Regions from separate parts of the Homo sapiens genome. Here region 1 is linked to region 2. A link is an interaction called in ENCODE POLR2A ChIA-PET data of the cell type or tissue named here. Cell type or tissue: MCF 10A. All regions are shown on one strand. Region 1 overlaps CHD1-DT (CHD1 divergent transcript). Region 2 overlaps CHD1 (chromodomain helicase DNA binding protein 1).

Region 1 (4,000 bases), 88 kb before region 2:
CAAACAGTCTCTCTCCCTCTTTAACAAACTAGGTCAGCCAGGTGAGAAAGTGTAAATATTGTGGTTATTCCCCTCCCTCATCTCTGAGCTTCAACAGATGCACTTTTCCCACTAGAATGTAAACTCTATGAGAATAGTAATTTTTGTTGACTGCTACATCCTTAGTACCCAGAGGCTTCAGCTCAGAGTATGAGAATGATAACATCACCTGCAGGGGTCCAGAGTACAGCCAGCCAAGTCTGTATCCTACAGGATAGATAGGATGGATACAAGAGCCCAAACACACACATAAATGCCAATTCGAAGTAAAAGAGACAGAATAAGAACTCAGGATATGTAATGGATCAGAAACAGGGAAGTGGGGCCCAAATTGGTTTTCACAAATACCGCTGGATACAGTTTCTTTTACAGACTGTAAAGGTAGGTGGTATGTGGTGAGTTACACCAAAAAACTGGGAGGATGGTTAAAGAACTAAAATTGAATATCTAGGTAGCCTTTCAGACCAAAAAAGAAAATAAAATGACAAGACTTAAGTAAAGCAGTAGAAAAAATAGATTTTACATTTCTGATTAGAATTTTCAAGATTTGGTGATCAATCAGTATAACATATGGGAAGATTAACAATGGTTAGATCATTTACTTTAGGGGAACTGGGCAGATAGTGACTGTATTAAAACATAGAGACTATATGGGGAAGTGGTTTAGATGGTAATGAGTTTAGTTTTGGACACAATAAATTTGAAGTGTCTGTCAAAAATTCAAGTTGAGAGGTCAAATAGGCTTAGAAAATTCTTATCTAAACCTCAGAAAATGGTTAGAATTGGAGCTAAAGATTTAGGAATCCACGTGTGTATAGGTGCTAATTAAATTCATAGGACTTACCTGAATAGAAAAGATGGTTTATAATTTTTTTTTAAGAGACTGGATCTCGCTATATTGCCCAGGCTTGTCTCAGACTCCTGGCCTCAACTGATCCTCCCATGTCAGCCTCCCAAAGCGCTGGGATTACAGATGTACACCACCACATCTGGCCTCTTTATGCAATTATAGAGAGAAAAGTGGGTAAAGAATGGAAGGATGAGGTAGTCTAACATTCAGAGGTAATTAAATGATAATCCAATGTAAGGACTATAGAAAAAATAGAACCAGTAGTATTATATAAGAAAATGAATTTAATATCCAAGCCTTGTTTTCCTGGCCTTTCTCCCATGATTATGCCACATGTGATAGGCAAAATTAATCAACTCATTCAAACTTCTTCTTTTTTCTCCTTCCATTTCCACACACACATATTTGTAAGCAGCTGCAAGTTGGGATCCCAGGAAATAGACTGAGATTCTGAGGTGCGCATGTAGGAGGTTTGTTGTGGAAAGGAGGGTTTCTCTCAGGAACATGATCTGTGAGAGGTAAGGAAGTAGGATTAGAGAGGGAGAAATTGAACTGTGATGAAGTTACAACAGAGGCCTCAGTTGACCCACGGGAGCTCTGAAGCCCCTTCAGAGAAGTTCTAAATTAAAGCCAAGGGTCCAGGCCTTTGTATTCCCACATTGATAGTGGGGGTGTAAACTTAGGTGAAGCAGCTTCTTTATGTAAAGAACAATTTCACAAGAAGAATGTAGCTGCCAGCAGTCAGCAGCCAACACTCTGGGCAAACGGGCGCTAAGTGTCTTAGTCCTTAAGGGGCTAGAATTGGGGGGTGCGGTGGGGGTCATACCTCATCATCCACCATAGAACCTGATTTGTAGCTTTGCAAGTGTGTGTGTGTGTGTGTGTGTGTGCATGTGTGTGTATTTAGTGAATCTCTGGTTGGTCAGTAAGTGGATCATAAAAAATGATTACTGACGACCAAAGTATTCTCGTGATATAACAAATATGTTGGTAAACTGACTAACTACACCTGCTGCTGGTGAGAATAATTCTTCAATTCATCTCTGAGGCAGAGACAAACCTGCGTGGGAAAACCAAGGTTGAGGGAACTCATCTTTTAACTAAGAGAAACAAGTACATAAAAATGTCTCTCCTCATGCTTCTGATCTTCAGTTTCCTCAGGTTATAGCATTAAAGTGAGTACTACAATATTGAGAACAAACACAAATACAGTTTTTGTCAGAAATGTTCAAAGCCTATATAAAGAATAATTTTTAACAGACGTATAGATGTCATTATAACGTGCTGTAAATAATGACTTTTAGAAATCGTCCAAACTTGGCCGGGCATGGTGGCTCATACCTGTAATCCCAGAACTTTCAGAGGCTGAGGCGGATGGATCACCCGAGGTCAGGAGTTTGAGACCAGCATGACCAACATGGTGAAACCCTGTCTCTTCTAAAAATACAAAAATTAGCCAGGCATAGTGGCACATGCTTGTAATCCCAGCTACTTGGGCGGCTGAGACAAGAGAATGGCTTGAACCTGGGAGGCGGAGGTTGCAATGAGCTAAGATCACGCCACTGCACACCAGCATGGGCAACAAGAGTGAAAGTCCGTCTCAAAAAATAAAATCAATCAATCAATCAATCAATCAATCACCTAAACGTATTACTATAGTACAAAGCAAACCTAAGAGTTTTATGCAATATGCTGCTGGGTTATCTCAAATACTCTGTAAATAATTAAGATGTATGCAAATATTAACATATCAAGAGGAGAAAAACAGCAAATGAGAATTAGGATATAGGAGCAGGAAAAGTCATCAGGTTTGTTTGGGAATTTGATAATGTAAATGATTTTTGAATTATCTTTTGAATTTCTAGGTAATTCTGAAGCATAAACTCTGCCATCAAGTGGCTAGGTAGTGTTGGACATGTCATGTAAGCTTTTCAGGCTTTACTTTTCTTATCTATAAAATGAGACGGTTAGACAGTTACTTAGGACCCTCCACGTTCTAAGGGTTATATCAGAGGTATAAATGATGTGTCAGCAGAGTTTAAATAGTATGTACTGGCTGGGTGCAGTGGCTCATGCCTGTAATCCCAACAGTTTGGGAGGCCAAGACAGGCAGATCAACTGAGGTCAGGAGTTCGAGACCAGCCTGGCCAACATGGCGAAACCCTGTCTCTACTAAAAATATAAAAATCAGGCGGGCATGGTGGCATGAGCCTGTAGTCCCAGCTACTTGGGAGGCTGAGGCATGAGAACTGCTTGAACCAGGGAGGCAGAGGTTGTGGTGAGCCGAAATTGTGCCACTTCACTCCAGCCTGGGTGACAGAGTGAGACTCTGTCTCAAAAAAAAAAAAAAAAAAAAAAAAGTATGTACCATGTGTTACTGAACTAAGTGTTTTTAAAGCAGAATTAAAGGACTTTTGCCTCTGAAATATATGTAGGCTATAGAATTCTTAAAAATAGTCTATGGCTGCCCTCTTATTAATAATATAGTAAAGATAAGAAATAAACCAAATATAAAGAGTTTTTATTTTAAACTAATTTATAAGCTCTCCCCCAACAAATATTCATTTACTCAGAAAGAAGGAAGTATATAAAAATACTATGTTTATGTACATTTGATTGAACATTGTAATTTCTTTTTTTAGAGAGATGAGGGTTTCACTCTTACCCGGGCTGGAGTGCAGTGGCATGATTATAGGTTACTGCAGGCTTGAACTCCTAGGCCCAAATGATCCTCCTGCCTCAGCCTCCCAAGCGCCTTGGAATACGTGCACGTGCTGCCACCCACCTGACTAATTGATACTTTTTTTTTTATAGAGGCAGGGTCTTGGTATGTTGCTAAGGCTGGCCTAGAACTCTTGGGTTCAAGCAAGCCTCCTGCCTCAGCCTCCCAGTATCTGAGATTACAGGTGCAAGCCGATTCCAAACATTGTAAATGTTTACAGTTAATGTGTAAGCCCATGGCTCTCACCGCATTAAGAAATTGACCCAAGGGAATAATAGGCAACATATTAGGCATCGTGAATTCATGGCATTGAATGTAATACTTACAAAGCATAAAAACATTTTTTTTTTTTTGAGACGGAGTTTTGCTCTTGTTGCCCAGGCTGGAGT
Region 2 (4,000 bases):
GTTTAAATTGCACTTTTATGACGGTAAGGCACTTTTTACAATCTTTATCTCATTTTTCATCAATAACTTAAAAGTAGCACGAGCAGATTTATCCATAGAGGGGCTGAGTTGCTAACCCAGCCTTTTTTTTTTTTCTTTTTAAATGGAGTCTCTCACTGTCTCCCAGGCTGGAGTGCAGTGGCGCGATCTTGGCTCACTGTAACCTCCACCTCATGGGTTCATGTGATCCTCCTGCTTCAGCCTCTCGAGCAGCTGGGACTACAGGCGCATGCCACCACACCCAGCTAATTTTTTTTTTTTTTTTTTTTTTTTTAGTAGAGACGGGGTTTCACCATATTGGCCAGGTTGGTCTAGAACTCCTGAATTCAGGTGATCCGCCTGCCTCAGCCTCCCAAAGGCTAACCCAGCCTTTTAACCAGCTCTGCTTTCCCTAAGTAGAGATATTTTCTTAAGTTTCTCAAATTCATTCTCTTATTATACAAACTGTATTAAAATTCAAATTAAGATAGTTTTTTTGAAGTTATCAGATAATCTCAGTAATTATTGTGATTTGGATATTCTTTGCCCTTTGTTGTGGCCAACCCACTGTCTGAATATAGATCAGCAAAGACTCAAATTAGTTTATTTTTTTACTCTTAAAAAATCCCTTCAAAAATAGATATATTTTGTTTTATTTTGAGATGGCATACTTAAAATATAATGAAATACTTGCATAATTATTTTAGATGAAAAAATGTCTTGAGTATTAATCATTCATATCTATTTGGTGCACAGTAATAAAAAGTTACAGAACTTTACTCAGCTTTTGTGTTTACAATTATAAAGCTTTACCACTTCATTCTGAACATCTTAAAATTTGATCAGTTATTAAAAGGTTTTACAGAATTGGTATATAATCTTCCATTTGCTCTATAATGAATTAAACTCATTATTATTGAATATATAAATGAATTGTTTGTCTACCACATTGTCCTGGTTTTTATGTGTTTCCTGCCATTTATGTGAACAAGAATATATAGAGCATGCAGTAGAGTGATATTCAGATCTTGAAATAGAGTGAAACTTAATCTTAAATGGCACCACTTCATTTAACATATTTACCTGAAAATTGGATTATTTTGTTACAGATTAGATGCAATTGCTCGAGATGCTGAGTTAGTTGATAAGTCAGAAACAGACCTTAGACGACTGGGAGAATTGGTACATAATGGTTGCATTAAAGCATTAAAGGATAGTTCTTCAGGAACAGAACGAACAGGTAACATTAAACTGAGAGTGATTTAAAAGAGAAGTAAATGAAAGCTTCAAAATATGCTTTATTGAGCTAGATATTATATCTTAAATTATTTATTCATCAGTCTCAAAAGGTTATTTATAAAACAAAGTAAAGCTATTCTGGGTAATAGGAAATGGAGAACAGAATTGCAATTCGAAGGCAGTAGAATCTGTTTTTAATTCCCCTGACATTTTCTGTCTGGGAGGTAAGGTCAGAAATTACTGTTTTATACACACACATATGTACATTCATAGATATATGTGTATATATACACACACACAGTACAATATGTATAGTATCTATAGGTTTTTTAGTATAGATGACTGGGAAAATATAATGCAAATATACACATATGATATTGGTTTGGGACATAATTATTTTATTATTATGCTTATTTTGCTGTTCATTTACCTGAATAAAAATTATTTAGATAAAATTTAATAAGCAGACCAGGCATAGTGGCTCACACCTGTAATCCTAGCACTTTTGGAGGCTGAGATGGGAGTTTAGCTTGAACCCAGGAGTTTGAGACCAGCCTGGGCAACATTGTGAGACCCTGTCTCTAAGAAAAATGAAAACATAAAAATTAGCAGGGTGTGATTGTGCGTGCTTGTAGTCTCAGTTACTTGTGAATTGAGGTGGGAGGGTTGCTTGAGCCCAGGAGGTCAAGACTGCAGTGAGCAATGATTGCACCACTGCACTTCCAGCCTGGGCGACAGAGTGAACCCTGAGTCATCATCCTATAATTCTTTATTTAGAGGCTGACGGTATTAGTAGATTGATCCATCTTATGTAATTGGTAAAACACTTAGAGAAATACTTTTCGTGAATTTGCATCTGCAAGATTATTATCACTTGTTCATATGTAATGAAGTTCAAGGTTTTCCAGTAATCTCTTAATAATATAAATAAGGAATACTTATTGTTAAATAACATAAGTAATAGCATCAGTTGCTTGGTGTTTTGTAGAATTATGTTTTATACTTTTAAAAATACTGGTTTTTTTAAAAAAAATCAAGGTGGTAGACTCGGAAAAGTGAAGGGTCCAACATTCCGAATATCAGGAGTACAGGTGAATGCCAAACTAGTCATCTCCCATGAAGAAGAATTAATACCTTTGCACAAATCCATTCCTTCTGATCCAGAAGAAAGAAAGCAGTGAGTGATTTATTTTCTCCATTGTAAGATTTTTGTTATTCAATAATTGCAAAATGAATGTGCTGAATTTTTATGGTGTTATTGGCTAGTTTTGAAAAAAAAAAGGAAGAAATAAAGCATATTATTTTGAAGTTCTAATGACTCACGTTTTTCAAAATTAATTTTTCAGTTAAGGCAATTACAAACTTATCATTAGTTATTAACTTTGATGCCAGGTATACTATCCCATGCCACACAAAGGCAGCTCATTTTGATATAGACTGGGGCAAAGAAGATGATTCCAATTTGTTAATTGGCATCTATGAATATGGATATGGAAGCTGGGAAATGATTAAAATGGATCCTGACCTCAGTCTAACACACAAGGTATTTATCTATTTCTGATTCTGTTAACCATTCATGTTGAATTTAATTTATTCTAATTCTTGCTTTTAAATTATGTTGGAAATAATGGAAATCTGGAAACCAAGGCACTAGCTGGTTGTGTGACCTTGGTGCGTTTAGAAGATGCTTTGCATGAAAGGATCAAATTTAAATGATTTCTGAGATTTTGCGTTACTGTGAAATTATATGTTATTAAGGCATTAGGTGTATTATTTTTCAAATTACGAGGTTAAAAGTCTTATTCCATCATTAGCTTTAAAAAAATTTTTGATGCATAATAGATGTACATATTTTTGGATGCATGTGATAATTTGATACAATCATATAATATATAAAGATGCAATCAGGGTAACTGGAACATTTATCACCTTAAATATTTATCTTTAGGAACATTTAAGTGATTCTTTTCTAGCTATTTTATAATGTATAGATTATTGCTAACTGTAGTCACCCTACTCACCTATCAAACACTAGGTCTTATTTCTTCCATCTAACTATATATTTGTACCCATTCATCATTAATTTTATTATTCCAGTAAGACAAAATCCTTAAAATCTTTTATATTTATTTTTAAAAAACATCGGCATTGTAGTATTTTTGGTCATTTGGTTGCACTGTGCTAGCTGAAATCCTTTTTTTTTTTTTTTTTTTTTTTTTTTTTTGCCTAAAATGGGAAACACTGGGAGAACTTCCTTATTGTTTATCCTGTGTGTTGGGAACCTTTAGATATTGGTGCTTTGTCATTTGTTACTGTGAAGAAAAAATTAAGTAGTCTAGATTCCCCTGTAAAACTTTCCTCCCAGTGTATGCTTTAGGTCTTCTTCTAGAAGGATGACATCTTGTAGTCTAGGAATTTCTGTGTACATTATATATAAGTACACTTTTACTGAGAAGGGAAGGTGTTTAAGGATTATATAACATTTAATAGTGGATGTTAAGTACACTTTTGTATATTTGAAGGAAATTTACAACCTTATGCTTTCTATTTTCATTTTGAAAGATAATCTGAGGGTTTTTGAAGTTTAGAATTCATTCTCAGAAAAATTAAATTTTTGGCTCTGGCATACGTATAAAAAATACATTTTGCATTGAGTTTATTCCTACAAATATTAATAATTGAAACTTGTTGGTGAACTATATATATATTTAAATGGTTAAGCATTTTTTAGCCAGTACATTTC

What was found. Peaks named below come from ENCODE experiments on the same cell type or tissue, not always from the same donor. Only the 100,000 strongest peaks of a DNase experiment are listed, where the experiment ranks them.
Region 1: POLR2A ChIA-PET joins it to region 2 with 5 read pairs; 2 of 35 experiments call an interaction of 5 or more read pairs at or near these places.

Annotation. Positions count from the first base shown.
Region 1 is chr5:98,958,841-98,962,840 of GRCh38, reverse strand. The region is part of intron 1 of CHD1-DT (CHD1 divergent transcript); the gene reads right to left. Among named protein-coding and RNA genes, the nearest start is that of CHD1, 32 kb to the right of the region's middle. RefSeq lists an enhancer at 1-68. In MCF 10A, no CTCF peak of the experiment used is centred here; no DNase peak of the experiment used is centred here.
Region 2 is chr5:98,870,851-98,874,850 of GRCh38, reverse strand. It overlaps CHD1 (chromodomain helicase DNA binding protein 1), which reads left to right. Exons shown (of 36, transcript NM_001270.4): 26 at 1,128-1,258; 27 at 2,296-2,434; 28 at 2,650-2,800. Among named protein-coding and RNA genes, the nearest start is that of CHD1-DT, 56 kb to the left of the region's middle. In MCF 10A, no CTCF peak of the experiment used is centred here; a DNase peak (open chromatin) is centred at 1,960.